Regions from separate parts of the Homo sapiens genome. Here regions 2, 3 and 4 are each linked to region 1. Evidence: read pairs that join two places in POLR2A ChIA-PET (ENCODE). Cell type or tissue: HepG2. All regions are shown on one strand. Links, peaks and the distances in the headings refer to the core of each region. The heading gives the core; the rest is flanking DNA. Region 1 holds the start of RPL19 (ribosomal protein L19). Region 2 holds the start of MED1 (mediator complex subunit 1). Region 3 overlaps SRCIN1 (SRC kinase signaling inhibitor 1). Region 4 overlaps PLXDC1 (plexin domain containing 1).

Region 1 (7,942 bases), core at 2,145-6,144:
CCCCACCACTGCCAGGCTGGGCAAAGGGAGTGGCACTCAGAGGGACAGGGGACAGCTGAAAGGAAGGCCCCAGTCAGCTGCCTCCCAGGCTCAAAGGGGCCTGGGGTGGAGGAAGGTATTTTTAGGTCTGACTTGACCCCTCTACATACCCATCAGTCACATTATCATGGTGGTTACAGCTGGTGGCCACAGTAACAGAAGAGTTAATGCTATCCTTGGAGAAGGACACTCCCAAAGAAATCCCCTGGCGCGACCATCCCAGAGCCTGCTGGTCACCCCATGAGAACCCACCGCGCCCAAGAATGCCACTTCCTGGGAGTAACCAGGGGTGTAGGAAAAGTGTGCGGGTGGGGATGGAGAAGTAGACCCCTCCCCCAGGTAAAACAGCTTCCCCCCCTCCTATGAGTTGGCATCCATCCAACTTTCCAAACTTTGGAGGCGTTTTTGGGGCGGGGGTGGGGGTGGGGTAAGTCAACGTGGGTGTGGGGGGAGGGGAGCAGGTCCGACATAGAGATGGAGCCCAGGTGGCTGGGAGGGGACCTCGACCGGGGTTGGCTCTTTCCCCACCCTCGAGAACCAGTGTCTGCGGCTTTGAAGGCCTGTTGGCATTTGGCACCGCCCTCTGACCATCGCCTCGGCCACCTCCTCGTGCCACCCCCGCCCCACCCACACCCGCCTGGCGCCCCCGAGCGTGCTCTGCGTCGCCCCCCTTGCCTGGCTCGCTTTCTAGCCTCTTTCAACCTCCCCTTCTCAAGGCCCAGATCCCCCTCCACCAGCACCCCCACGCTCAGCCCACTGAAGCTGGTGCCCAAGCGGCAGGAACCTTGACGCGGGGGAGATAAGGAGGCGAGGGTGACAGGCAGCCCACCCGCCCCCTCCCCGCTCCGCAGCATCGCCACCCAGCCCCAGGCCCAGCGCCCATCAATCACAACCTGCAAGGATGGGGGGCGCGCAGGCATCCCTCTCTCCTCCGCGCCCGGCATATAACCCCTTCCTCTCCCGCGCCTCTCGAGCCGACCTTAACACGGTCCGCGGGAGCGACCCCCTCCCGTTGGGCCGGGCCACCACGCCTCACCTGCGGGCTGGGGTCGAAGACCTCCATGGGGATCTCCTGGGAGGGTGGGTAAGGGCCCCGGGACATGCTGGTCTTCTGGACCATGGAGAGGAGCCTCCCCTCCCGCCGCCGGCCCGGCCCAGCCGGGCTCCCTCAGCGCATGGGAGAGGCCGTGGGAGCCGAAAGCAGCGCGGCGCAGCCAGCACCCGGTCCAGCCACCCAGCTCGGCCTTCGGCTGCCTCCTTCCTGCCTTCCCTCGCTCCTCCCGCTCTCTCCACTGCCGCCGCCGCCTCCCCCGTAGGCTCAGCATCTCCCCGCGCCCCTCCCTCGCTCCCTCCCTCCGCCCGCCCGGCCCCGCCCCTCGCAGCCCCTCCGCCGGCTCGGCGCACACAATGGGCGTGCGGCAGCAGGGAGGCAAGCCCCTCTCGGCTCTAGGTGGCCGCAGGTGGGCCTCTGACTGGCCGTGGGGTGCAGGCGGCCCGCTGGGGCGGGAAGGCAGAAACTAGGCGTGGAACTTGGGGGAGGGGTGGGGGGGCGGTCTACCAGTGGATGCCGAGCGCTGATGGGGATTGGCATGGCTGGCACCACCCCCCTTTTGTCCCAAACCTCTCTTCCTGCGGGTCCCCCCAACCCACTCCTGTTTGGACCACCGGAACTTCCCGGTCCCGGTGATCCTGGGACCTGGCTTTAACTCCTTTCTCCCCAGTGTGGGGCCCAGGCTGCCTCAAACCAAACAGAAAAGCCTCTCCCTCCAACATGGCTCTGGGGCTGCCGGTGGGAGGCTGAGGCTGAGATGGGGAGGGTGTCCAATAGAGACAGCAAAATAAATCCCAGGGGTCCAGGAGTTCTGCCCTAATCAGTCACTAGGATACACCGCCCCCCCAACCCCTGTTCTTCCAAAAGGCCAGGAATGGGGCTGGGTGAGGTCCCTGCTCTTGGATGAGAAAAGAGGAAGAAATATGGAGCTGAGAGAGGAGAAGCTGGTAAAATCAGATCTCATGACCTTTGACCTAGAATTGCGCCACCTTTACCCCTGATTTAGGGAGAAACATCCAAGATCTGGATGCCACCCACCATGACTGGTGGAGAGAAGAGGAATAGGAGATTCTGGGCAATAGACTCTGGCGCCAATTTGGCTCAGGCTGTTTCTGGTTGTATAGCCCCGGACAAATCACCTCTCTGAGCATCAGTTTCCTCCTCTCCTATAAAATGGGGTTGCTGGTACTGTGGAGTCTGTGTCACCTGGTATTATTGGGAGGATGAGGGAGAATTAAATGAATTGCTGGGGTGTTTGGAGAAGCTGTAAGTTTCAATGAAGGGGTCACTCATGACAGGAGGACCCATTCCCTTCCTACTCCACCCCTTCTCCTGCTCCACAGAAAGGAGAGATGGAGAAGACCCTCTCCAGGTCAAGTGACCTTACAATAAGGCCACCACCTTGCTGTGTTCCGCAGGACAGGAGACTATGGGACTCCTCCTCCTCACCCAACTCTAATAGCAAGTGAATGGTCAGTCTGTCATTCCTCTGATCACAACACCTTGGGGAAGGCGGAGCAGTGAGTGAAGATGAAGCCCATTAGAAACGTTCCAGGAGAGTTCCAACCCTGAGCAGGGTTTCCACCTGCCCCTTGGAGACAAGAAAGGCTGGCATAACCGCAAAAGTATGGGCTTTGCAATCAGAAATATCTGTGTTCTGAATCTGTTACCTTAGCTGTAAAATGAGGGCAACGCTAATCGTGTTGTTGTGAGGAAGTAGCATAAATGTTGCTTCCCTTTCTCTCTCTTCTACTTTCTCAGCCAGGAAAGTTGAGATGAAACGGATAGGGTGATCAGCAGGAACCAATCATGAGTTGGAGCCTCAATTCAGATGTAGACTTCTTAAACCCCAGAATGTTCTTCTTGGATTTTTACATTGGGTGTTCCAGATCAGAAGAAAAGGACTGCTTTTTTTTTTTTTTTGAGACGGAGTCTCACTCTGTTGCCCAGGCTGGAGTGCAGTGGCGCAATCTCGGCTCACTGCAACCTCCGCCTCCTGGGTTCAAGCGATTCTCCTGCCTCAGCCTCCCCAGTAGCTGGAATTACAAGCACGCGCCGCTACGCCCGGCTAATTTTTGTATTTTTAGTGGAGACAGGGTTTCACCATGTTGGCCAGGCTGGTCTCGAACTCCTGACCTCAAGTGATCCGCCTGCCTTGGCCTCCCAAAGTGCTGGGATTACAGGCATGAGCCATCGAGCCCAACCCAATTTTTTTTTTTTTTAATTTTACTTTCTGCAATCATTCATCCATTCAGCCAGTGCGGTATTTCTGAGGTGTGTTCGATCGCGGATCCATGCCTGCCGCAGTACAGTTGTGAGCCAAATGAGACTGAGACTAGTTCCCGCCCTCCAAGAGCTTGCAAGACCCGCAGTGGCGTAAAAACACTAACATCTTTTAGTGATCGATTCTGCACTCCAGGGGTTTTCAATCTACTACAAGAGTGAATAAGAGTTCGCCTTTGTCTGATATCTGTTGTCATTCTCTCTCGCTTCTTTAACTGATTTTTTCTCAGCTAATAAAACATCCACCCACAACCCCCCGAACGCCCGCAAACACCAGGCCACTCTAGCAAAACCTCTCTCACTCCGCCTGCGCAATCCAGCTGACTTCCGGTTACAGATAACCACGTGATTGGGAACCCTTGCTGCGCATGTCTAGTAGGAAGTCGGACTATACCACTTTCCCTACGGAAGGGGTACTTTTTTATGTTTTTAAGTTTAAAACCGATTTCTGATATTTGACTTTTATCATTTCAGGCCTATATGGAGGCTATGAGTGAGTTTAGTGTGGCAGAAGATGAAAGAACCGGACAGGAATACGGACGAAATTGGAGCAGGGTTTGGGCTCTCCCCTTCGCAGATAATGGGAGGAGCCGGGCCCGAGCGAGCTCTTTCCTTTCGCTGCTGCGGCCGCAGCCATGAGGTGAGGGCGAGCTGGTCTCCATCAGGCGCTGACGCGTGTCGACAAGGGACTGTCGGTCTTGGGACCGCAGCTGGGGTTGGGGGAGATGAAATGGAGGCCGCCCTAAAGCGGCCGGTCCCGGGGTTTGGGGTAGGCCGGAGCACTTTCGTCCCGGGCCTCCGGAGTGAGGGGGGGCGGGGAGCGTCGCAGCAACTGAGACCAGGAAAAGTCTGCCCCGGCTGGTGCCGCACCGCACACGTGTCCGGTCGACCCACGCGAGCAGAGCAAACGGAGCGAACAAGACCAAGCCGTGGGCCCTTTCTTGCTTGGCACACCCGGAGCGGAGCCGATCTCTGCTTTCACGTGATGTAGGGCAAGCCTAGTGTAGGCCCCAGGCCTCCGACTGCCGAGAGAGGTGATCTCTAACTCTTGACTCCATTCACTCCTTTGGCCTCTCATAAAGGAAATCTCTGCGAATAGCCGAACGAGGCTTGTTACTGTGATAAAACAGGGAAATAAGCCCAGAAAACAGAGTAACTTGCCTGCATTCCTAGACTAGAAATCAGGTCTACTCACCTCGAATATTCTTTAAACGCTGAGTACCAGAAATGGCATAACCCCCCTATTCAATCCAATAAGTCCTTGGCTTGACTTTCCAGAGGAGAAATGCGAACATGAGGCTCCGAGAGGTGAAGGCATAGCGTGGGTTTTGAAGTCTTAAACCCAAGGGGGCCAGCTGCATAGCCCAGAGCCTTAAAGATGATTTAGGGAAGAGTCTTATTTCGCGGCTGTGGTGTGGGTCACAAAGGGCAGGTCTTGATGGGGACGTTCATTCTTGCCCAGGATTGGCTTTCAGAGTCTAATCATGTTTTCTGTGTGTCTAGTATGCTCAGGCTTCAGAAGAGGCTCGCCTCTAGTGTCCTCCGCTGTGGCAAGAAGAAGGTCTGGTTAGACCCCAATGAGACCAATGAAATCGCCAATGCCAACTCCCGTGAGTACCTGGGATCTGTCTCTTCACCCTACTTCCTTCTTTTCTCCTGCGTCAGATTAATGATAACACAATTGTGTTGACTTTTTTTTTTTTTTTTAGACAGTCTTGCTCTGTTGTCCAGGCTGGAGTGTAGTGGTGCCATCTGATCATTGCAACCCCTGCTCCCAGGCTCAAGTGATTCTCCCACCTCAGCCTCCTGAGTAGCTGGGATTAGAGGTGTGCACCACCACACCCAGCTAATTTACTCTTTATATTTTATTTTATTTTTTTTGGGACAGAGTCTCACTTTGTCACCCAGACTGGAGTGCAGTGGTAGGATCTCAGCTCACCGCAACCTCTGCCTCCCAGGTTCAAGCGATTCTCCTTCCTCAGCCTCCCAAGTAGCTGGGACTAAGGCACGTGCCACCACACCCAGCTAATTTTTGTATCTTTAGTAGAGATGGGGTTTCATCATGTTGGTCAGGCTGGTCTCAAACTCCTGACCTCAGGTCATCCATCCACCTCAGCCTCCCAGAGTGCTGGGATTATCGACGTGAGCCACCACACCTAGCCTGGGTTGACTTGTTACAAACCTAGGAAAGTTCATTCAGAGTGTCTATAAAATGGAGGAGTCATTGTATCAGGCTTGTTCTTTTGAGTGTGCTTTCATATATTTAAAATGTAGAAATGGCCAGGCATGGTGGCAGGCATCTTTAATCCCAGCTACTTGGTAAGCTGAGGCAGGAGGATCATGAGCCCAGAAATTCAAGACCGGCCTGGGCAACATAGGGAGACTGTCTCAAAGACAAAGGGTATTTCTCACAACCTCTGTTTGTGAAGGAAAAAGAAAAGATAGAGGTTTTTTGGGTTTTTGAAGGCAAGAAATAAGTTCCAGTGTTTCCATCCTTTTTGAGACCGTGGGGCCAAGAATGTGAGCAGTGTCTCTGGCCTGGCCTATTTGGACTCTGTGATGTGCTTGGGCCCCAGTTGACTGACCAGGTGCATTATGCTTTCCCAGGTCAGCAGATCCGGAAGCTCATCAAAGATGGGCTGATCATCCGCAAGCCTGTGACGGTCCATTCCCGGGCTCGATGCCGGAAAAACACCTTGGCCCGCCGGAAGGGCAGGCACATGGGCATAGGTAAGTGTGGTCATCTTCTCCTTAAGAAATGATAGGTGCTGGCATCTATGCTGAAATATATTCAGGATCTAAGCACTCTGTCTCATCTTGAGCCTGTTTCTTACTCCTTGATATTTGATGTGTTTTCTGCCTGTGTGCAAATCAGAAAGTTGGTGCTGGTATTGGAATTGAGAGTATCCCTGGTAGGAGGTCACATTTACTAAGTCCCTACCTACACTATGCCAAGGATTCTGTACTTTCTAGTTTCAGAATGATCGAAGGAAGCTCCTTACAACGTGCTGTGTTGCCTTGGTGCACTGCCTGTTACACCCACATTCTGCATGAAGTGAATGGGGAATTATTGCTGTATTTGTGCTTCCTTTAAAATTGAGTAAACGAAAGAACTTACGTAGTTGGGATCATCATCTGGAAAATGGAAGTAATGCTACTTAAAATGAGGTTGTGAGGATTAAATGAGTTAAGGACCCTGACTTGAAACTATATTCACTTGGTGTACTTATACACAGTGGGCCTGGGTAGTGGCCCGTTCCTAACTCATCTTCTCCACAGGTAAGCGGAAGGGTACAGCCAATGCCCGAATGCCAGAGAAGGTCACATGGATGAGGAGAATGAGGATTTTGCGCCGGCTGCTCAGAAGATACCGTGAATCTAAGAAGATCGATCGCCACATGTAAGCACACCCTCTTGGGCCCAGTACCCATTTGCTGCTTTGATGGCTAGTTCATTTCCCAGAGATTTTTTTTTTTTTTTTTTTTTTTTTGAGATGGAGTCTTGCTCTGTCACCCAGGCTGGAGTGCAGTGGCGCGATCTCAGCTCACTACAACCTCTACCTCCCAGGTTCAAGTTATTCTCCTGCCTCAGCCTCTTGAGTAGCTGGGACTACAGGCATGTGCCACCATACCTGGCTAATTTTTTGCATTTTTAGTAGAGACGGGGTTTCACTGTGTTAGCCAGGATGGTCTCGATCTCCTGGCCTTGTGATCCGCCCGCCTTGGCCTCCCAAAGTGCTGGGGTTATAGGCATGAGCCACCACGCGTGGCCCACAGAGATCTGTCTTACTGGCCTTGGGTAGGGAGCTTTTTTTTTTTGGAGACAGAGTCTCGCTCTGTCACCCAGGATGGAATGCAGTGGCACGATCTTGGTTCACTGCAATCTGCTTTCGAGGTTCAAGCACTTCACCTGCCTCACCGTCTCAAGTACCTGGGATTACAGGCATGTACTACCACGCCTGGCTAATTTTTGTATTTTTAGTAGAGATGTGGTTTCACCGTTGGCCAGGCTGGTCTCGAACTCCTGGCCTCAAGTGATCCGCCCGCCTCAGCCTCTCAAAGTGCTCAGATTACAGGCCTGAGCCACCACGCCCAGCCATGGGTAGGGAGCCTTTCTAAGAAAGTTTTTCTATTCTGGTCTTTCTTTTTTTCCCTGTATGTCATCAGGATAGCCCAACAGTTTATTTGCCAGGCAAGTTCTATCTAGGAACTGCACACAAAAAAGTCATGGTTTAGGAAGTAATTCATGCAGCAATAGGAGAAAAGAAAGGAAGCTACAAGCTTAGTGACCTTGGGTGGAGGAACAGCTCACAAGGCAGCCTCTGATCCATCACCAACCAGCATCTCTTCACTCCGTGTACCCTGCAGGTATCACAGCCTGTACCTGAAGGTGAAGGGGAATGTGTTCAAAAACAAGCGGATTCTCATGGAACACATCCACAAGCTGAAGGCAGACAAGGCCCGCAAGAAGCTCCTGGCGTAAGTTTCTTTTCAGAGTCTTAGGGGAACATTCTTAGACCTTTGAGAGTTGTTCTTAGATACTTAAAATGTGCCAATGCCTAAGTCTTGA
Region 2 (7,942 bases), core at 1,766-5,765, 250 kb after region 1:
TCTATCAAGACCATCCACAGTTTTCCTTGCAAAATAAATTCCCACACTTCATCACAGTAAGAATTCAGTTAAAATATTTTCCAAAATCATTTTACTTCAAAACATCCAAAGAAGACATTTTTAATGGCAAGATGACACACAAGTTATGGGTCTGATGTAAGGAATACCATACCACTGGACTGTTATCTATCCACCTTTTTTTTTTTTTTTTTAAAGACTAAGTTTCACTCTTGATGACCAGGCTGGAGTGTCAAACCCTGTCTCTACCGAAAATACAAAATTAGCCAGATGTGGTGGTGCATGCCTGTAATCCCAGCTACTTGGGAGGCTAAGGGAGGAGAATTGCTTGAATCCAGGAGGCAGAGGTTGCAGTGAGCCGAGATCACACTATTGCACTCCAGCATGGGCAACAGAGCGAAACACTGTCTCAAAAAAAAAAAGAAAGAAAAAAATTAGCCAAGCCTCCTGGCATGTGCCTGTAGTCAGTCCCCAGCTACTCTGGAGGCTGAGGCAGAAGGATCACCTCAGCCTGGGAGGTCGAAGCTTCAGTGATGAGCCTTGATCACACCACTTACTCCATCCTAGGCAACAGAGGGAGACATTGTGTCAAAAAAAAAAAAAAAAAAGTTATTGAACTGGGCTAGAGAGGAAAATTTAAAAAAAAGAAAAAAAATAAATGAAAATGCTGGCTGGGCGGAGTGGCTCACGCCTGTAATCCCAGCACTTTGGGAGGCCAAGGCGGGTGGATCACCTGAGGTTGGGAATTCGAGACCAGCCTGACCAACACGGAGAAACCCCATCTCTACTAAAAATACAAAATTAGCCGGGCTTGGTGGTACATGCCTGTAATCCCAGCTACTCGGAAGGCTGAGGCAGGAGAATCACTTGAACCCAGGAGGCGGAGGTTGCAGTGAGCCCAGATTGCGCCACTGCACTCCAACCTGGGCAACAAGAGCAAAACTCTGTCTCAAATAAATAAATAAATAAATGAAAATGCTAAAAAGACAGCAATGAACAAACTAGACAAAAACTCCTACTTCATGAAGTTTCCATTTTTACACTTGTTGTCTCCTTGCACCCAAGGAGTACATCTTTCTTTTCTTTTTTTTTTTTAAGACAGAGTATCACTCTGTAGCCCCAGCTTGAGTGCACTGGCACAATCAAGGCCTATTGCAGCCTCAACCTCCCATGCTCCAGGATCAAGTGATCCTCCCAGCTCAGCCTTCAGAGTAGCTGAGACTATAGCTAATTTTCCCTTGAAACAGGGTCTCGCTCTGTCGCCCAGGTTACAGTGCAGTGGCATGATTCTGGCTCACTGGAGCCTTGACCTACAGGATTCAGGTAATCCTCCCACCTCAGCCTCCCAAGTAGCTGGGACTACTGGCTTGTGCCACCATGCCTAGCTAATTTTTGTATCTGTTGTAGAGACAGGCTTTTGCCAGGTTGTCTAGGCTGGTCTCCAACTTGTGGGCTCAAGTGATTCGCCCGCTTCGGCCTCCCAAGGTGCTGGGATTACAGCCTTGAGCCACTACCTGGAGCTAATTTTTTATTTTATTTATTTTCAATTTTTTTTCTTTTTTTTTTTTTTTGAGACGGAGTTTTGCTCTTGTTGCCCAGACTGGAGTCCAGTGGCACTATCTTGGCTCACTGCAACCTCCACCTCCCGGGTTTGGGTGATTCTCCTGCCTCAGCCTACCAAGTAGCTGGGATTGCAGGCATGCCACTGTGCCTGGCTAATTTTGTATTTTTAGTAGAGAAAGGGTTTCACCATGTTAGCCAGTCTGGTCTTGAACTCCTAACCTCAGGTGATCCGCCCACCTCAGCCTCCCAAAGTGCTGGGATTACAGGAGTGAGCCACCACACCCGGCCTTTTTTTTTTTTTTTTTTTTTTGAGACGAAGTTTCGCTCTTGTAGCCCAGGTAGGAATGCAATGGCGCAGTCTTGGCTCACCACAACCTCCACCTCCTGGGTTGAAGCAATCCTCCCACCTCAGCCTCCCAGGTAGCTGGGATTACAGGCATTCACCACCACGCCCGGCTAATTTTGTATTTCTAGTAGAGACGGGTTTTCTCCATGTTGGTCAGGCTGGTCTCGATCTCCCAACCTCAGGTGATCCACCCGCCTCAACCTCCCAAAGTGCTGGGATTACACGCGTGAGCCACAGTGCCCGGCAATTTTTTTATTTTTTTTGTAGAGACAGGGCCTCAGTATGTTGCCCAGGCTGGTCGCGAACTCCTGGGCTCCAGGGATCCTCCAGCCGCAGCCTCCCAAAGCGCTGGGATTACAGGTGTGAGTCACTGCTCCCGGCCTCACCTTTCGACCTCTGCTCCAAAACACACTCTTTGTTTTTCTTGAGAAACCTGCTGATAAATATCTGTACTTCGATGCTCCAACACTTTTTGAGCGACTATTACGTGCCAGAAACTATACAAAAATAATCAGGCAAGGACTCTAATCTGCAAAGCTCAGAGGAAACTGGAGAAGATAAACAATAACACAGTTCACTGTATCAACAGAACTATGCCCAAAATGCTAAGGCAGCATCTTAGCCGGAGTGTGGAACTTTAGAAAATCTTAGTAAAGTTCCACAGAAAAGTTGTTTTTCTGCAGTTCGTAGTTCGGTCAATAAAAGAACGAAATTCAGCGCACTTTAAAAATACACAATGGCACAGGATCTGAACACTTGACATTGTAGAGAACTGCTGGCTGCTAATAAATATAAGGACCTAATCATTTCATTGATGCCAAAATAGTCTCCAGTACGTTTACACACAGCCCTAAATTTATTCAGGCGTCTCTTCTGGAACGAGATGTAAGCTGATTTTGTATTCATTTGCCCCGTCTCCCACCACTTTAGGCCAAAAGTGCCCTAGTCGAGCATGAAATCTTCACAGAAGTTGAGAGTCCCCATCGCCCTAAAGTCGAAGCTCTATAATCACCAAGGAGGGTATAGTGACAATCTAAAACTAATACACATTCCCTCTCCTGGACTCTATGCCCCTAAAGTGGCCCCCATGGGACATCTGCAAGAACCTCCTCTCACAAACTGGCTCCCCCAGTTGTGTCCCGCCCCCTCCTTTCCCCTACAGTCACTTACCCTCGGTTTCCCCCTGAGCTTTCATCCTGAAGGCGAGGAGAAGCTAGATCCGCCACAAAAGGATAAGCCCTTCCCCACCACTAACGGAGGAAACAAGTTGGCTCGGGATCCCGGGACGCAGGGCACCAGCAGTCCCTACTCTTCCCGGGAAGGATCAATCTGAAGTCCCCGGCGGCAAGAAGAGAAGGGTGCTCGAGGCCGCCGCCATCTTCCCCAACGGAACTTCCCAAAATTCGCGAGATAAACCGTGGTCCTGCCAGAGAGAGGAAGAGGACAGGGCATCGAAATCTCGCGAATATTGGTCAATGCGTCGGCCTCGCGAGATTTCTTTCAGCGCAGTCTTCCCTTTGATCTGAGCTGTCTCAGGCCTCGCGCCGCTGGATATTAAACCTGCCGGCCGGTAGCTTTCGGCTCCCCTGCGGAAACCGCCATTTTTTTTTTATTTTAGCAGTTAAACAGCTCGCAAATTAAAATCTCCAGATCCCTGTACTGAAAGACTAGCTTTTCTTTTTTTTTTAATTTTTTTTTTTTTTTTTTTGAGATGGAGTCTTGCTCTTGTCGCCCAGGCTGGAGTGCAATGGCACGATGTCGGCTCACTGCAACCTCCGCCTCCCGGGTTCAAGCGATTCTCCTGCCTCAGCCTCCCGAGTAGCTGGGATTACAGGCACCCGCCACCACGCCCAGCTATTTTTAGTAGAGACGGGGTTTCGCCGTGTTGGCCAGGCTGGTCTCGAACTCCTGACCTCGCTGTCCGCCCGCCTCGGCCTCCCAAAGTGCTGGGATTACAGGCATGAGCCACCACACCCGGCCATGACTAGATTTTCAAAGGCTATTGGTATCAGGAGTGTCTTATGAAAGATAAGTTTAACCTGAGATACTAGATGCAATAATTACATCCTAAGAAAGATAGTGGCGCATTGTAACATGACGTTCAAAGCGAGCCTATAGCACAGTTAATTCCCCTTTTCTCATTTTTTTAGTTTCAAAACTATTTCTGGCTAGGCGCAGTGGCTCATGCCTGTAATCCCAGCACTTTGGGAGGCCAAGGTAGGTGGATCATCAGGTCAGGAGTTTGAGACCAGCCTGGCTAACATGGTAAAACTCCGTCTCTACGAAAAATACAAAAATTAGCCAGGTGTGGTGGTGCGCTCCTGTAATCCCAGCTACTCGGGAGGCTGAAGCAGGAGAATCTCTGGAACCCGTGAAGCGAAAGTTGCAGTGAGCAGAGATCGCGTCACTGCACTCCAACCTGGGTGACAGAGTGAGACTGTCTCAAAAAGAAAAAACTGTATCCTTTACTATCCTCAAACTAAGTGTTCTTCACTTAGTAAGCATCTGTGGAGTCCTAATATGTGTATATTTGGAGCTGCTAATACAAACATGAAAACACGGCTGGTCGCGGAGCTACTCAGGAGGCTGAAGCAGGAGAAGCGCTTGAACCTGGGAGGCAGAGGTTGCAGTGAGCCGAGATCATGCTACTGCACTCCAGCCTGGGTGGCAGAGCAAGACTCTGTCTCAGACAAATAAACAAACATGAAAACACAACCCTAGCGCTTGATAGGCTAATCTTATTTAGAGTTCCGAAAATATGATTGGTCACTATAATCATAGGGGCTCAAAATTTTTTCATTAATTATTATGCCCTAAGTACCAATGCCAGATACCCAACTACACTTTATCATGGAAACTCTATACAAATAAAAAAAAAAGTCTGTACTAAGTGTTGCTAGGAAATTTTTAACTTTATAAAGCTTATAAATAAACTTTACTAACTTCTGGTTACAGAATGGAATGAGAAGTTATCATTTGTCATCTGAAAATGCAGATGAGAGACACCATTGGAAAAGTTCTACTCTAGAAGATAAGAGAGCAATGTCCTTTGGGAGGCTGAGGCAGGTACTTGAGATCAGGAGGTCGAGACCAGCCTGGCCAAAATGGTGAAACCCCATTTCTACTAAAAATACAAAAAATTAGCCGGGTGTGGTGACACATGCCTGTAATCCCAGCTACTGGGGAGGCTGAGGCAGGAGAATCGCTTCAATCCGGGAAGTGGAGGTTGCAGTGAGCCAAGATCGTGTCATCGCACTCCAGTCTGGGCAATAAGAGCAAGACGGAGTCTGAAAAAAAAAAAGAAAGCCATGTCATTAAACAAGAAAAGTATTCAAGGTACATATAGGAACAGTATACATAGGAAAATGGGTACAATGGGCAAATTGTAAGTGACTAAGCTTTGAAGGAGGCGCCAAAGGACTCTTTTTTTTTTTTTTTTTTTTTTTTTTTTTTTGAGACAGTGTCTCGCTCTGTCGCCAAGGCTGGAGTGCAGTGGCACAATCTCGGCTCACTGCAACCCCCGCCTCCTGGGTTCAAGCAATTCTTCTGCCTCAGCCTCCCAAGTAGCTGGGACTACAGGTGTATGCCACACCACCCAGCTAATTTTTTTGTATTTTAGTAGAGACAGAGTTTCACTATGTTGCCCAGGCTGGTCTCGAACTTGAGCTCAGGCAATCCACCCACGTTGGCCTCCCAAAGTGTTACGATTACAGGCATGAGCCACTGTGCCCGGCCCAGAGGACTCTAAACCTAAAATCTAAACTAACAAATTGGTTTGTTGGGGAAAAAGAGCTATTGAAACTTTAGTTAAATATTTCTTCTTGTGTACAGCCTAAATGGAAACTTTCTGACTTGTTTTAGTAGATTTGCAGGCTAAGTATTGCCATCACCTGACTGATCACTTGGGGTTCACAGAGTTGCCCTGACTCTCTGCCCTTGAAGGTTATGCAAATAAAGCAAATGGAGCAGTCCTGGAATTTCTGAGTTCAAAGTTTTTCTGTATAATGAAGCAACCCTTATTTTACAAAAGCACAGATTGGATCAATACCTGCAGTTTACAGTAGATATTGTATTTTAAAATTTAGATACAGCCTGAGATTTTCTGCTGCAGAATTTTATTCACCAAAAAGAGGAATACCATGTTAGGGAGATTATCTAAAAGAAAGAGAGAGAGAGAAAGAAAGGAAAAGAAGGAAGGAAGGGAGGGAGGGAGGAAGGAAGGGTAGTTCAATACAAAGTACTGGTTTAGTATGTAGAAGTGAGGTGTCCCGGCTCCAGGCACTTTCTACACTTAAGTGTCAACATGGTCCAATCTAACTCCTTCTCAGTGTCAGTTTAACCTATATTAGATGTCGATAATAAGTGGCTCACGCCTATAATCCCAGCCCTTTGGGAGGCTGAGGTGGGTGGATCACTTAAGGTCAGGAGTTCGAGAACAGCCTAGCCAACATGGCCAAAGTCTGTCTCTACTAATAATACAAAATACAAAATAATACAAAAAAATTAGCCGGGCATGGTGGCGCATGCCTGTAATCCCAGCTATTTGGGAGGCTGAGGCAGGAGAATTGCTTGAACCTGGGAGGTGGAGGTTGCAGTGAGCCAAGATCCTGCCAGTGCACTCCAGCCTAGGCCACAGATTGAAACTGTTCTCAATAAGCATAATAATAATAATAGGCCTGGTGCGGTGTGGTGGCTCATGCCTGTAATCGTGCCACTGCACTCCAGCCTGGGCGACAGAGGGAGACTTAGTCTCAAAAAAAAAAATAAAAATAGTAATAAAAATAACATAATTTCATTAGTTTATTTATTCAATTGAAATTTATTGACGGGATTAAAAGAGTTCCGTGAAAAATTTTAAAGTGCTATAGAAATTCAAGATATTATAAGTTCAAAGTTTCAGGGATAAAGCTTCATTCTTTCATTAGTTACTGGTCTCTAATTGGCTTCAAGAGGCAGTAACAGATAATTTTGAAAGGTTCAGCCAGGTGCAGTGGCTCACGCCTGTAATACAAACACTTTGGGAGGCCGGGGCGAGCAGATCACGAGGTCAGGAGATCAAGACCATCCTGGCCAACACAGTGAAACCCGGTCTCTACTACAAATACAAAAAATTAGCCGGGCATGGTGGCAGGCACCCGTAATCCCAGCCATTTGGGAGGCTGAGATAGGAGAATGGTGTGAATCCGGGAGGCGGAGCTTGCAGTGAGCCGAGATCGAGGCGAAGCTTGCAGCGAGACGAGATCGCACCACTGCACTCCAACCTAGGTGACAGAGTGAGACTCCGTCTCAAAAAAAGAAAAAAAGTTTCTGCTGGTGTTTAATCTGGATAATCAATTTAATTCTTCCAGATTTTGACACATCACCGATGCCTTCTGTCGTCTTCACTTTTCCATTCTACTGTGGGTACATCGTGAATTAAAAACTTGATCTCAGCCAGGCACAGTGGCTTGCACCTGTAATCCCAGCACTTTGTGAGGCCAAGGCGGGGGGTGATCACAAGGTCAGGAGTTCAAGACCAGCCTGGCCAAGATGGTGAAACCACGTCTCTATTAAAAATTAAAAAAAAATCATCTGAACATGGTGGCAGGCGCCTGTAATCCCAGCTACTGAGAAGGCTGAGGCAGAGAATTGCTTGAACCTGGGAGGCGGAGGTTGCAGTGAGCCGAGATGAAGCCATTGCACTCCAGCCTAGGCAACAGAGGGAGACTCCATCCCAAAAAAAAGGCCAGGCATGGTGGCTCACACCTGTAATCCCAGCCCTTTGGGAGGCCAAGGCGGGTGGATCATGAGGTCAGGAGTTCAAGACCAGCCTGATCAACATGGTGAAACCCCGTCTCTACTAAACATACAAAAATTAGCCAGGCATGGTGGCGTGTGCCTGTAATCCCAGCTACTAAGAAGGCTGAGGCAGGAGGATCGCTTGAATCAGAGAGGCAGAGGTTGCAGTGAGCCAAGATAGTGCCACCGCACTCCAGCCTGGCAACGGAGCAAGACTCCATCTCAAAAAAAGAAATT
Region 3 (7,942 bases), core at 1,801-5,800, 640 kb before region 1:
CAGATTCATCTCCGGTTTCTAGCACCTGGCATGGTGCCTGGTGCAGAGTAGATGTCTGGGAAATAATTGTGGAATGAATGAACAAGGGAGAGAAGGAACTGCTGCCCAGGTAAGTCATCTCAGTTCTGTACTTGAGTCGCTGACATCCCTGACTCACATGCGGGACTTTATATATATTCCTGTCAAATCCCATTGTTGGATTTCAGCTCAATCCAGGGGCAAACAACTTTTGAATTTCAGTTCTACCATCCAACAGATTTGCTCCCCCTTAAAGCTCTGTGTCATCAGCAAATCTTATCAGCACGCCTTACACATCTTCATCCAACTAGCAGGTGAAAAGACAGACTGGGTTGAAGTCAAGGGCAAAAGCTTGTGACTCAGCAACACTACCAGTTAAAGAGCTATCCTGTATTACGCACTTACTGTATGCCAGGTGCCACACTCAGGCCTTGGCTTTCATTACTTTAATTAACCCTCAAAACAAATCCTGGAGGTGGGAACAGTTATTATCTCCAGCTTATACACAGACAAACAGTGGCTCAGAGCCTAGACTACACATCCCAGCCTCCCTTGCAATGATAAGTGGCCATTTAACTGAAGTCTACCCAATGGAAGATGAGTGGAAGGGATACATGCTGCTTCCAGACCTGGCTCACAAAAACCTCCCATGTAAGGTCCTCCATGCTCCTTTCTCCTTTTCCATTGGTTGGAAACTCTCTGGGTGATCTTGGAAAACACATGTTGAAGACGGCAGAACCTCCATCAGCCTGGGTCCCTGAATGACTGCATGGAGAAGAGCCACCCGCCTAACCCACCCAATACTGTTCCATGAGAAAGATATGTTTATTACTTTTGAATTATTAAACAATTTGGGAGCTTATTTGTTATAGGAAGCTACCCTAATTAATTAGCTATCCTAAGACTCTGGCATTTTAAAAAAAGGAAAAAAAGATATTCAGATATTCAAAGAGATTAACTAGTTAGTTCAAGGTCATACAGCTATTTTGCAGCAAAGCGGGATCTACTCACATCTGACATCAGCCATTGGTTCTGCTGCATCTCATTTTCACACTAGACCAACATCAGCCACGCTGCCCCCAATCCATACACTGTCCTAGCCCAGCCCTCGCTCTACCACATGGGAAAGAACAATTCCCCTGCTCATATGTGTAACACCTGACTGGTCCAGGCTGTGCCAGTTTTATAAAATGGTCACTCCCAAACATCACTCAGAGGGGGAAGAGACTCTCATGTAAAGGACTCAAATAAGCTTCCAGGAGATGACAACACTGCAATTCTTAGGCAGGAGAGACTAGGCCTCCCTAAGCTCAATCGGCAACTTGATGTTCTGATCACCCAATCTGCCAAAGTTGGGGGGCCTCTAACCTGGGCAAGCTCTGCAAATGAGTCCCAGGCCAGCTAGTCTAGACACTGGATTAAAATGTGGCTAGGCTTTCCAAGCCCAGGTTTAGTCCTGGAGGGGTCAAGAGGGGAGAGTCAAAATGGAACCAGCTAAATAATTTATGGGGCCCAATGCAAAATGAAAATGTTACCTCTAGTTTAAAAATTATTAAGAATTTCAAGATGGCAACAGCAGAGCATTACACCAAGCATGGGGCCCTTCCAAGCATGGGGCTCCGCGTGACCGCACACGTGGCATACCTACAAAGCTGGACCTGGGTTAGGCAAAGGTAGATTCCAGGACCTAAAAGGTCTCAGTCAGCAGAGGCTGCACCTAAAGGCAGTGCCCAGACAGACCTTAAGTGCTGGGCTAGATGGGCAGGTGAGTGAGTCAAGTTGAATGAAACAGAACCAGTTTTAACTTCCAGCAAGTTGCCAGGAAAGAGGAAGTGGTATAGCAAATTGGAGCAAGAGTAAGCGTAAGCTCCTGGAGTAACCACGAGCTACAGCCAGAGTGTGGGGCAGGGGGGCTGCAGGGTTAAAGCCTGGGAAGGCTATGGGAGCTGGGCAGGGAGGGCCTTCATGGCCAGGTTGGAGCCCAGTATCTGCCCAACCCAGAAGAAGCAGGAGTCCCCTTTCAGGAGGATGGAGAATCCTGCCAGAAACAGTAATGCAGGTCCCAAGCTCTCTGAGTAATGGGTTTGATAATGGGGCAGGGGTTGGGGAGTCTGTGTTCCTGGAGAACCAAGGCCTTCAGGGAGCCAAGGACCAAACACTTATAATGACGGTAGCATAAATCTCTCCTTTCGTATCTTCTGGCTCTGTGCTTTTAGATCTCCTTTAATTTTCCTTTAATGTCTCGGTAAAGTTGCTTTTGAAAATTCCAACCCCCCTCCTCTGGGCTGAATGAAAAGGGACAAGGAAAGGATAGAAAATCTGGAGAAATGGAATTCCCTGGGTGAGGAGAGATGACACCTGCCAGTCTGCTTGGAGATCTGGCTGGAGTCCTCACTAAGTTATCACACCTAGAGTGATGGGGTGGCCCCTTACCCTATTTCAGCCACATGGTGTCATGGGAATTGTTGCCTTGGGCCTTGCTAAAATGCACATGTACCACCAGGCTATGTGGGCCTCAGGCTGAGGAGCAGCAACCCATCTCAAGGAGCCCGTCGCAAGAGGCTCATTTATGACTTAGTGAGGAAGCTGGGCTCCAAGGAGCAGCCTCTCCTGGCTCCCGGAGTCACTGGCCAGTACAACTCAACCCCTTGTTGAAAAGAGAGGTGAAAAACTTAATGCTGGGTACAGATGAGGACACTGGGGCACAGAGAGGGGCAGGAACTGCCCTGATCACTCAGCCTCTCAGTGCTGGCACTGGACTCCAGGTCCCCTAGTGCCCTGTGTCACCAAGAGAGGGCCCAAAGGAAGGAGCAGGGCCTCTGTCTCAGATCCTTATCACTGGCGAGGGAAAGCAGGGTGGGTGCTCACTCCCTGAATGGACACTGAAAGGCAGCGTCTCCCTTCAAAGGTGCCAGACAATGGAATGGTTGGCCAGACAGCCATTTGCTAAATTTGGATCAGAAGACTGTCTTCTGTTAACCCCTCCATGCCTAAGCATGCGGAGGCACAGTGTTCGCGATTCCTCCTTCCTTCTGAAAACACTACAGCCCTGTTCCAGCTGCACTAGGAAGGAAGGTGGGTTTTCCTTGGCTATATCTGGACTCAGAGATCAGGGAATCGGATCTCCAATGATGGCTGGTCAGCGCCAGGCTGGAGCAGTGACGGCACCTGAACGCTGCACCTGAACTCACTACCCAAGGGTCACTTTGCACGGGTCACAGGCCAAAATGAAAGTAGGCAGAGGGCAGAGGGAAATCAGGCAGCTGGCCACATGACAGTGAAGCTGCAGGCCACAGGAAGCCTGAGTGTGGATCATTATGAAGCAAGACCATAGCAAAAGCAGGCATCAAGCCAGAAAAAAGAAATCAGGAATAATGCCAGCCGGTCAAAAGTTTGTGGGTCACAGTGAAATCAGGCCAGAGGAGAATGAAATCAGGCTTCAGAACAGACCAACGCCACCTGTGACTCAGAGGGAAGGGAGCTGCGCCTCCCAGGGAAACCAGGTTGCGGGTCACTCCAGCCGCACCCCCACCCCTCCCTCCGCCGCGGGCCCAGCCTCACTTGAGCTGCTGGGTAATAAGCTCCTCGTCGTTGAGATAGCGCAGCCGTTCCTCTTCCACCAGGGTGCGCTGCCGCTGCAGCGGGTCCTCCTGCCGCCGCGCCGCCTCCGACACGCGCATGCTCAGCTCTGCCTCCGTGCGCTTCAGCAGCGCGCGCACCGACTCCTGGTTCTGTAGCTGCGGGACGCACGGACGGATGGACCCGGGTGGGGGGAGCGGAGCCGCGAGGCAGGGGAAGGGCCGGGAGAAGGCGGGTAGAGGACTGCCCAATCCAGGGCGGGGCTCTGCAGAAGAAGCGGCTGCTTGGCTCCGCCTCAGGCAGCAGCGAAGGGGTGGGATGGCGAAGGGCAGGGGCGGGATGGCGAAGGGCAGGGGCAGAGGGCTAAGTTCTGGGGAAGAACAGAGGCAGGAGGAGAACGGATGGGGATCGTGGAGAGGGGAGCGTTAAAATGGGCCATGCAAAGGGGGAGCTGCATGGCTGTGGCCGCGAGCAGGGGTGGTATTGCAGGGGGAGGAGGGCAAGGTTAAGTTCTGGGGAATATGAGGCAGGAGAAGGGGTTGGGAATATTTGCGGGACAGGGTGTAGCCCTATGTAGGTCCCTGCCGACAGTGCGGCCGCATGGCTATGGCTTCCATCATCCCGGAATGGGGACGGGACTGGAATGAAGGACTCAAGCGCTGGCATTTGATAGAGCTTCTATGGCTGGGACAGGAAGACTAAGTTGATGATCGATCCAACCCTGTTCCAAGCCTGAATGGCGGGGGTGGGCAAGATCTTACCCGTTGCCCAGATGGCAATTCTCTGCCCCCTCCCCAGCCTGTCTCTGCTAATTATCCTCACCTGACGGCCCCTGGGCCTGCTTGAGGAGCGGACTCGGCGATGCCAAGCTCCTGACAGGTGGGACCATCTGCCAAGCAGGGCCGGGGAGACTGTTGGGGCTCAGGAGGGAGGAGCTGAGAGGACTTGGGGGAAGGGCTCTCGCTGACTCAGGGAAAGGGATGCAGGGCAGGAAGGAACTGGAACTGCCCCGAGGGATACTGACGACGGAGGGGCTCAGTGGGTGACTGGGGCTCCAGGAGGGCGATGGGGACTCAGGGAAGGAGAAGGAGGGCTCAATGAGGGGGTCACGGGCGAGGGATAAGGCCTTGGTGAGGAAGTGGAGGTTCAGCGAGGGAGCGGAAGCTCAAGAAAGGGGAAGGGGAGAAAGGGTTCGGAGAGAGGCCAGTGAGCGGCGAAGGACTCGGGCGTGGAAGCTCTGGGAAAAGGATGAGGTAGTAGGGGATGGGGCGGGACTTGCGGCAAGGGACTTCTACCAGTAGGTGGGCGTTGGTGGGGCGGGGCCCAGGACGGGGCGGTACCTGGAGCTTGCGCAACTGCTGGAGCTGGCCGCGCAAGTCACTGGCGCTGTTCTGCAGGCCTCGCAGGTGAAGCTGCATCTGCAGCCGGCTAACGGCGGTAGGCTGACCTGCGGGGGTGCTGCTGGCCGAGGGCGGGGGCGGGCCGGACACCGGGGTGGCCCCGCTGCTCCGGCCGCCTGACCCACAGGCTGCAGAGGACCACGAGGATGGGAGAAAGTGAACAAACTGTGAGCCTGGGAAGGACTGGGCTGGGACAAAGTCCTCCCTACTCTCCGACCCCACACAGTAGCCAGAGAAGCCCGTGGCTCTACCTGCCCCAAGTGGTCAGCCCTAACGGTGGGGACCAAAGTGCCAGGAAAAAGACCTCTTGGGCTAAGGCCAGTGATGTAGCTATTGCTTAATCCCCACTTTATAGATTAGAAAACAGGCTCGGAGAGAACAAGGATGGGGGAGGGGGAGGTTCACTCACGTGCTGAGGGGGTGGCTGCTCCATTGGAGCCTTCAATCTTCTCGCTGTGGCACAGGGAAAAAAGCCATCAGGGGGTCCAGGCCAGCCCCAGACCTTCAGAGCTGGGTGGAACCTTGGATGTCATCTCCTCCAGCTCTCCGATCTCAGGATGGAGTCCCAGAGAAGGGAAGGGATTCACCCAGGGTCACCCAGTGAGACACTGGCAGAGCCGATGCCCATTTCCCCTTCCTCCTGCTCCACCCCTAGGCCCTGGCAGTGGTGTTGGGAGAGGGGCCTCACCTGGGGGTCTCAGGCTCAGAGCCTCGCAGTAAGGCGCTCTGCACCAGGCCTGTGAGGCTGGCAATCTGCTTCTCCATGGCCTCCATGCGCTCCCTGGGGAGGAAGGGGGTCTGGGCAACCTCGCCTCTGAGCATAGGGTCTCTCCTGCCCAGCCCCCCATTCCTAAGATTGGTAACCAGAAGAAACACCGTCCCATCCCTGGCTGCCAAAACACAGACAACGCAAAGGGCCCCAATGCCTAAGGATCAAGCCCACAGCCTCCCATCTCACCTTTCATTCCCTCCCTAAAGGCTGCACGCTGATCTCTCCATGCCTGGCAATGCTTTCCCCTGCCTGCTCTGCCTTTCTCCTGACCCCTCCCCCAAACCATTCCACAGACCCCAGGGGCCCCGAGGAACGCCTCCTTCCATACCACCCAAGGGAAGTGGAGGTATGCTGAGTGTCTCCCCACTAGACCAGGACAGGAACTGGGTTTGCTCAGCTTGGCATTGACAGTACCCTGTGCAGCGCCTGCCACACAGGCCACGTAAGAGCTGTGTGAAGGCCAATGGCTTCTCTTCACTGCTCAGCAGCGCTGCCTGAGGGTGCAGATTACCTACTGCCCTGGTTACCTCCTCCAGCCCTGCACCCTTAGGAGGGGACTGAGCGATGGGCAGGGGCTCCTCAGCCTGGAGGCTAGGTACCCGAATGTGCTCCTTTCCTCGTCACCATTTTTCAACAGCACCCTCCTCCCCAGTGGACTTCAGCTGTCCCGGTGCTGGACAGCTCTCACTGCTGCAAACTCTTAAGCTGGAAAGCCACTAAAAGTGGTTCAACCCCTCAATTTTACAGTTGGGGAAACCGAGGCTTAGAAAATGGATGCAAACCCAAGTCTCCAGAGTCCTCGTCTGGGGACCTCTCAACCACCCCCTCCAGTCTTGCGGATGGGAGGAAAATGGCAAGCTGGTCTCTCCAATGCCCTCTCTGCCACATCCAAGATGCTCTCTGGCGACCCTTCAAGACTACTCAAGGTCTCCAAAGGACTCCAGGATCTCAGTCCAGGACACACACCTGCCACGGACTCTGCTGTGAACCCTCTCCGCAGCGCACCCCCCACCCCCAGTCCCTGAGGCCTGGTTAACGTCCCTCACCTGGTCTCCGTGTCCTTGGCTGGCACTGGCGGCCCGAACCCAACCAGCGAGCGTTCCCCAGGCCCAGGGAAGAGCTCCGAAGGGGGAGCTCCGGCCGTCGAGGCGCTCCCCGCGCTGCGGGTCTTCCCTCCAGGACTCTCGGCAAAGACGGACGAGGAGCCCGAGTCCTTGCGGAAGGACTGGCGCACTGGCGAGCCGCGGCTGGGCGGCCCCGAGTAGGGGCTGTGCGGTGGCGGGGGACCTCCGGGGGGTGCTGCCACGTCGGCCAGCTTCTGCGGTGACGAAGGCGGCAGGCGGAAGCCGTAGCCGTCGCCGTACAGCGGGCCGCCGCCGCCCGCCGCCTTGTACAGGGAGTCCTCCAGATCGGACTGCAGCGCGGCGGCCGAGTAGGTGCTGAGCGAGCGCACCGAGCCGCGCTTGTAGAGGCCGCCGGCGCCCGGGTAGGCGAACGGGTCGCCGGCGGCCGCGGCCAGGCTCAGACGGCCCTCGTGCAGCAGCCCGTAGGGGTCAGCATAGAGGCCCTCGCCTTTCACCAGCACCATGCCGCCCGCCTTGCTCGCCAGGTCCTCGTCCGGCTTCACGTCGCGCCGCTCCAGGATGGCGCTGGGGCTGGGGCTGACGCCCTGGGCGGCCGGGGCGCCTCCCAGCCTCTCGGCCGCGTGGTGCACCGGGCTGCCGGCGTACGAAGGCGGGCGCCCCCCGGCGTACGATAGGCGCGAACGCGACGGCGAACCGGACTGCAGCCCGGACGGCAGCCCCGACGGCAGCCCGGGCGGCGGCGAGCCGGATGCCAGGTGCGGCGCTGGTGACAGGTTGTTGAGGCGCCGCGTGGGCGAGGACTCCCGCGATGCGTACACCATCTCTCTCTGCGCAGAAGACAGCCCGGAACCCCACGGGGCTGGTCACCAAGGACACCCCTGTCCCTTGCTTGAGGAGCCAGCATCTCCTCCCTGACGCTTAGGAAGTCCCTTCTGCTCTCTGCCCTCCCTCCATCCTGCTGCGTCTAGGGTCCCTTTCCCATCAGGGTTCCTAGCATGGAGGAAAAGGTGGCCGATGAAGAGGCACCAGAGGGGTAACCCTCAGCTCAGCTACCGTGAGGGGTGGGAAGTAGAAGGGGAAGGGGTGGC
Region 4 (6,400 bases), core at 231-4,230, 100 kb before region 1:
CCTAAGCTAGATCTCAAAGCGGGAGGAGAGCTGGCTTTCAGGATTTCTCCACCTGCAAGGCTGCAGGGCAGAGCTTTCCCTCATCAGAAGGAAGGGGAAATGGGAGGGACAAAGGGACTCAGGGTGGGGCACAGATAGAGACTCAGACTTTTCAAGGGAACTGAGTTCGAGGATAGAGACACAAGTGGCAGCCAGGGAAGCCAAGTCTCCTAGAAACTTCACACCAGGCTCTAGGGATGGGTTTCCCCACCATCCGGGCTGGGGGGCAGAGTTGGGGATGTGCCCCAAGCATGGGTGCAGCCAGGGATGCCAGCTGTCCTCTGAAAATACAGTCCTTCCAGCGGAGTGGGGGAGGCTGAGTGGTGGCAGAAAGGGGGATGAGGGTGGGGGGTGGAACTATATCTCTAATTGAAACTATTTGCTCACTTCAACTGCCAGCTTGTACTTGTTCGAGTGTGGGTTTGGTAATATTTTTATTTTTTTAATAAAAGAATCCTTACGCCCCGCCCCCCCCCCCCAACCCCCCAAGCCTGGGTTATTTGTTTTGGATTGTTTCACCAACATCTGGAGCTTGCCCAAGACAATGACTTCCATCTCCATGACCAACAGATCCTTTCTGGAACCAAGACGCAGGCTTCCCCAGAGCACCATTTCTGGCAGTTTAAGGTGTTCTGTTTTATCTCTGCTTCCAGGCATCAAAGATTCAGAAATACTCAGGTCCAGACTTGGCAAACACTGCTGCCCAAACAAGAAATGTTTTTGTTTTTTGTCTTTTTTTTTTGGCGGGGGGGTTGTTTTTGTTTTGTTTTGTTTTTGTTTTTGAGACAGGGTCTTGCTCTGTCGCCCAGGCTGGAGTGCAGTGGCACAATCTCAGCTCACTGCAGCCTCCACCTCCCGGGTTCAAGCAATTCTCCTGCCTCAGCCTCCCGAGGAGCTGGGATTACAGGTGCCTGCCACCACACCTGGCTGATTTCTGTATTTTTAGTACAGATGGGGTTTCACCATCTTGGCCAGGCTGGTCTCAAACTCCTGGCCTCAAACGATCCACCCGCCTCGGCCTCTCAAAGTGCTGGGATTACAGGCGTAGCCACCATGCCTGGCCCCAAACAAGTAATGTTAATGGTTCAAGTGAGAGGTTTGCATGTCCCTTTGTGTTTCAATGCCAGATGCCCATGGGAGAGTGCTGGCTTGGCCAGAAGAAGTTAGGAGATGACAGGTCGATCCACAAACTCCCACCTGGAATGGGTGGTTACCGTATAAAAAAATCTAAGAGGTTGGGTTGGGAAAAAGTCTTCATGCATTCTTTTGTTCCTTGGCTCATGTGATTATTCATTCAATAATCACGAGTGGAGCCCCAGCAGGGGACCCTGCCCCACGGGGGAGAAGTAGGGGGGTCCCTCAGCATTGAAGCAAAGCAGAAAAAGGCAGAGAAAGAAGAGGCCAGAAATGACTCAGGGAGCAGAGTAGTGGGAAAAACAGAAGTGAGAAGGGAAAAGAGGGAAGGATGGGCCCCCAGATGGATTAAAAACTTCCAACGAAGGGCACTTTAAAGGATCCTTTATCAGAAAAGGCAAAATTGGCCAGATCCTCAGCTTCTCCCTGCACCCACTTCCTCACGTGGCTGCCCCTAGATCCCTTCTGTAGCCTGCTCTGGGACCCACCCCTCCCTTACCTGCAGCCTGGCAGGAAGGTACACACAGCTCAGGCCCTGACATATATCTGGACTCAAGTCTGCCTCGGAAAGGACAGGAAAGTTCCGGTAAAGGAGGAGGACCAGCATGTTGGGGCCGTCCAAGGCCATTCGGGGCCAGCCAAGGGGCAGGCTACATTCTGGAGCTCTTTGTAAGAAAATCCTCACTAACTGATCCCACTAATTCAGAATCCCTGTCAGTTTCGATGTTGGCAATGCTAAAGTTGCTTTTATACTAACCATGAAATAAAGAGTTTCTTAAGCAAATGAACAGAGGAAATAATATTGACTTCCGGCGGTCTCCCCAGCCACATAGCGGATACACTGTCCTGTGTGTTTTGAGTGCCTCTGCAAACAGATGCTGCTAATTGCACATGACTTTTCTTTTCACCAAAGATGCTTTGCAGACTCTGCTGAAAAGCCTGCGGAAGAGTTTATACGAGGAAGTACTGGTAAGAACTCTTGTGGTTTTCAGCCTCTTCTACCCTCTCCCCCAGGAGTGAGGCTGTGAGGAGTCCTCCCCATTGCACCTCCCATCCCCTTGCCTAGCAGGGGTGGGGAGGAAAGTGTTTAGAACCTGGGGGAGGAGAGTTTTCCCCAGACAGGGTTCAGTGGCTGGGGATTCCTAAATAGTGAGGAATCAAACTCCCCTCCTCACACTGCCCCAGGCAGGGAGCAGTCAAACCTGGGCACAAGGACAGTGACGCCACCCATTCTGTATGATCAGGTGGGCTTGGTCAATAGGATTATCCATGGTGATCATAGGGTCTGCAGACCAGATGGCTCTTCCTGAACTTCTGTTTCCTTTAAGCCATGATCATTTGGGGTTTACTATTACCTGCAGCTCAACCTAATCCAAACAAATTCCCTGCTTGCCGGATTGAATGTGAGACCCAAAGTCATCTGACCCCTTAGCCACATAAAAGCCATTTCTCCCCAGGAGCAGAGGCTGTGGCCCATTTTAAACCCCAATGAGGGCCATGGATACTGTCCCAGAAAAACGCATGGATGTGAACATGTTCCACTTGCATTTCAATACTCCACATACAGGCCTTACACGGTGGCTCACATCTGTAATCCAGTGCTTTGGGAGGCCAAAGCCAGAGCATGGCTTGAGCGTAAGAATTCAATACCACCCTATTTTATTATTTGTCTTTACAAATAATAAATAAATAAATAAATAAATAAATAAATAAATAAATAAGCTGGGCATGGTGGTACACATCTATAGTCTCAGCTACTCAGGAGGCTGAGGCAGGAGGATCGCTTAAGCCCAGAAAGTTGAGGTTGCAGTGAGCTATGATTGTGCTACTGCACTTCGGCCTGAGCGACAGAGCAAGACCCTGTCTATAAAAAAAAAAAAAAAAAAAAGGCCAGGTGCAACGGCTCACGCCTGTAATCCCGGCACTTTGGGAGGCCAAGGTGGGCGGATCACCTGAGGTCAGAGTTCAGGACCAGCCTGGCCAACATGGTGAAACCCCGTCTCTGCTAAAAAATACAAAAATTAGTCAGGCGTGGTGGCGGGCACCTATAATCACAGCTACTCCGGAGGCTGAGGCAGGAGAATTGCTTGAACCCAGGAGGTGGAGGTTGCAGTGAGCCGAGATTGCGCCATTGCACTCCAGCCTGGGCAACAAGAGTGAAACTCCATCTCAAAAAAAAAAAAAAAAAAAAAAAAAATCCGTATACAATTTTAAGATTCCCAGACTTCCTGAATTTTATGCTTGTTCCCGTAAGCTAAAAACCTCTGACAAAAAGGGATGCAATTTCCAAAACACTCAACTCCCAAACTCAAGTGGTGTCAGACCCCTGTTCTCACCTAGAGTCACAATAGAGCAGAGGACAAGGTCTATGCTATGTCCATTCCCTTCAGCGGTGCCCTAACCCCAGCAACTAGGTCCACTTTCTTGTAGTTACTCATTTTCTAAAAATGTTAGTGCCTGCCCACTGGGCTCACTGCTGGGGGCCATAGAGAGCCCCCAAGGAATTCACACCTAGCTGGGGAGGACAATAAGTTCTATGTTAAGAGTATCAGCATTTGTTCTCGCCACCACTAGAAAGAAAAGAAGAAGAAGAAAAAAGTATCAGCGAAGTGCCGGGGGGAAGAAGAGGAAGCCGTGAATTCCACTGCATGGCGGAGTGGTTACTTGCACAGCATCTGACCTGGGCCGCTGGAGAGGGAGAATGGTGCCAAGCAGTAAAAAAGATTGGAGTAAGAGGCGTTTTATACAAGGGGACTGTGTCATACCGATGTGGACAGCCCTTAGCATGTTCAGGGAACCCAGGGGACACAGACCAGAGCTCCCCAGGCAGAGGGCGGTGAGCGGAGGGAGGGTTTGGAAATGCGCCTGCGTGGTTGACTGCACCCAGCTGTGCCCGGCCTTGAATGCCACACTGAGGATTTTGACCTGACCTGTGGGCAGCAAGGAGTCAGAGAGTGATGTGATCGGATCTGATGGTGACAAGGAGGAACAGGAGACAGAGGGAAGGAGGACGAGGCTGGGAGCTGCTGGCAGTGTCTGGGGGTCAGGTGCTGGCTTTCACCTGGCAGGTAGACCCAACACCTCAGCACACAGCACCTGGAGTCAGACTCCAACCGCTCCCACCACCGAGATTTCCTCCTGATCCTGCAGAGCAGACATAGCCTCCCTGCTCTTTCAGGTGGGTTGTGCTTCCCCGCCCCCTTCACCCCTCATCTCTCTGGTTTGCTCTAAAGGGGCTTCTCATTCCAGAATCACAGAGGAGCCTCAGAGGCAGATGCTACCGGGGATCTGACCCCCTCTAATTCACCCTCATTCCACAGCTTGATCAGGCACACGTTTCCTGAGACTCTGCCTGGAAGAAGCCCTTGAGGGAGGTGCAGATGAAACAGACACATCCCTGCCCCGACAGTGGGCTCAGTAATGTACATGGGATGCAGGATAGGGAAGGAAATAAGGCACAGACACCAAGAACAGTCCCAAGAAGCAGCCTGGGGAGTTTGCACACCCCACTCTGTGGGTGTTTGGGGGAGCTGAGGAGGAAAAGATTCCCCTGGGTGGAATGGGAGTGGGTCAGTCTAAGAAAGGCTCAGTGGTGGACTCCAGGATTTAAATGGAGAAGATCTGGACTTGAATTCTTCCTTTCATAGCTGTGTGACCAAGGATAAGTCACTCTACCTCTCTGAACATTTGTGTCCTCATTTAGAAAGGGACAAATGTACAAACTCACAATGTTTGGGGAAGATCCAAGACACTGTCCAGCTTAGTGCATGGGAAAGAGGATTATAATCAGTGTGGTAGGCAGACGCTAGCATGGCCCCCAGAGAGCCTCTACGGTGGCTGCCTGGTATCCACACCCAGGTGCAATCCAGTCCCTGAGCGTAGACTGGATCTGTGACTTGGTTCTAGCCAGCGGAATGTGGCAAAAAAGATAGGATGTTACATCTAAAATTAAGCTATAAAAAGACCCTGGTTTGCGTCTTCCTCGCCCTCTGCTTTTGTCTCGCTTGCCTGCTCTGATGGAAGCCAGCTGCCATATCATGGGGAAGTTTACCAGGCAAGGAGCCAAAGAAGGCCTCCTTGGGGAACTGAATCCTGAATTCTGAATCCTGAATCCTGCCAAACCACATGAAAGCTCTGAAGCCGGTCCCAACCCTCCCCACCTGCCACCCCATCACGGGGGTAACTGTGACCCTGGCTAACACTTTTTTTCTTTTTTTTGAGACAGAGTTTCACTCTTTCACCCAGTGAAATCGTGAGTGAGTGGTGTGAGGAGTGAGGTGGTGCGATCTCAGCTCACTGCAAGCTCCGCCCCTCGGGTTCAAGCGATTCTCCTGCCTCAGCCTCCCAAGTAGCTGGGATTATAGGTACCCATCACCACACCCAGCTAACTTTTGTATTTTTAGTAAGGATGGGGTTTCGACATATTGGCCAGGCTGGTCTCAAACTCCTGACCTCAGGAGATCCCCTGCCTTGGCCTCCCAAAGAACTGAGATTATGGGCGTGAGCCACCGTGCCTGGCCGCTGGCTAACACTTCAGTCGCAGCCTGTGAAAGACCTTGAATGAGAGGTCCTGGCTGAATTGTGCTTTGCTTCCTGATCCATAAAAACTCTGAGATAATATGTTGCAGTTTTAAGCCACTAAATTCTGGAGCAATTTGTTATACAGCTGTAGCTAACTAATGCAACCAGGTGATACGGAGATGATTTAACAACTGGCTCAACACAGGCGTTTACCAACCAGTCAGAGCAGATGCTGCCTGCAGCCATGGAGCCAGGTCCTGGAGCCCAGGCTGTAATACTTGATAGAGGACTGGGAGCGCAGGGGGCTAAGGGGAGGGCAGGAGGGGTCGTGGGAGGTACGAGGGGGCTCAAATCAGCAGCAATTTGCCAACAAGAATGCAAGTATTTCAATATTTTGACAACTGATACAACTGTAGTGGGGTGCACTGACTCTCAGCCCAGGATCTAATATCTAGGGTTGGAAATGGGCCTTAAAGGATAAGGTGATATCCACAGGGCCCCATGGCATGGAGCAAGGGAAGCCACACATTGGAGCTGAAGGAAGAGTTTTCTGCTGTCGCCGCTTGTGTGCAGTTTCAAAGACTGCTCCATACACATATGGCAAAGACAGGAAAACAGCTCTACTAGCTTAAAAACAGTTCCTCGTGTAGCAGCAACATAACAGAGGCACTGAAATATCAGAAACGCGCAGAAGAGTTCAAGGCCG

What was found. ChIA-PET counts read pairs that join two places held together with the same protein. Peaks named below come from ENCODE experiments on the same cell type or tissue, not always from the same donor. Only the 100,000 strongest peaks of a DNase experiment are listed, where the experiment ranks them.
Region 2: POLR2A ChIA-PET joins it to region 1 with 10 read pairs; 23 of 35 experiments call an interaction of 5 or more read pairs at or near these places.
Region 3: POLR2A ChIA-PET joins it to region 1 with 10 read pairs; 4 of 35 experiments call an interaction of 5 or more read pairs at or near these places.
Region 4: POLR2A ChIA-PET joins it to region 1 with 10 read pairs; 5 of 35 experiments call an interaction of 5 or more read pairs at or near these places.

The regions. Positions count from the first base shown.
Region 1 is chr17:39,196,337-39,204,278 of GRCh38, forward strand. RPL19 (ribosomal protein L19) reads left to right here and starts at 3,947. Exons shown (of 6, transcript NM_000981.4): 1 at 3,947-4,013; 2 at 4,877-4,983; 3 at 5,981-6,103; 4 at 6,653-6,773; 5 at 7,741-7,851. The coding sequence starts at 4,009. LOC124903996 (a long non-coding RNA gene) reads right to left here and starts at 4,878. Exons shown (of 2, transcript XR_007065745.1): 1 at 4,569-4,878; 2 at 3,819-4,462. It overlaps CACNB1 (calcium voltage-gated channel auxiliary subunit beta 1), which reads right to left and starts at 1,333. Exons shown (of 14, transcript NM_000723.5): 1 at 1,076-1,333. The coding sequence starts at 1,159. RefSeq lists silencers at 531-660, 1,091-1,490, 1,501-1,630, 7,866-7,942. In HepG2, for the core only: no CTCF peak of the experiment used is centred there; a DNase peak (open chromatin) is centred at 3,695; H3K4me3 peaks cover 2,789 bases.
Region 2 is chr17:39,447,941-39,455,882 of GRCh38, forward strand. It overlaps MED1 (mediator complex subunit 1), which reads right to left and starts at 3,323. Exons shown (of 17, transcript NM_004774.4): 1 at 3,098-3,323. The coding sequence starts at 3,122. In HepG2, for the core only: no CTCF peak of the experiment used is centred there; DNase peaks (open chromatin) are centred at 2,321, 3,381 and 5,281; H3K4me3 peaks cover 3,415 bases.
Region 3 is chr17:38,554,648-38,562,589 of GRCh38, forward strand. SRCIN1 (SRC kinase signaling inhibitor 1) reads right to left here. Exons shown (of 19, transcript NM_025248.3): 7 at 6,816-7,681; 8 at 5,686-5,778; 9 at 5,407-5,450; 10 at 4,938-5,125; 11 at 3,580-3,755. Among named protein-coding and RNA genes, the nearest start is that of SRCIN1, 47 kb to the right of the region's middle. RefSeq lists enhancers at 6,423-6,976, 7,530-7,942. In HepG2, for the core only: CTCF peaks have their summits at 3,641 (motif pointing right) and 4,993; DNase peaks (open chromatin) are centred at 3,654 and 4,924; H3K4me3 peaks cover 2,206 bases.
Region 4 is chr17:39,094,862-39,101,261 of GRCh38, forward strand. All of the region lies in intron 7 of PLXDC1 (plexin domain containing 1), which reads right to left. Among named protein-coding and RNA genes, the nearest start is that of PLXDC1, 54 kb to the right of the region's middle. RefSeq lists an enhancer at 4,086-4,687. In HepG2, for the core only: no CTCF peak of the experiment used is centred there; no DNase peak of the experiment used is centred there; H3K27me3 peaks cover 2,502 bases.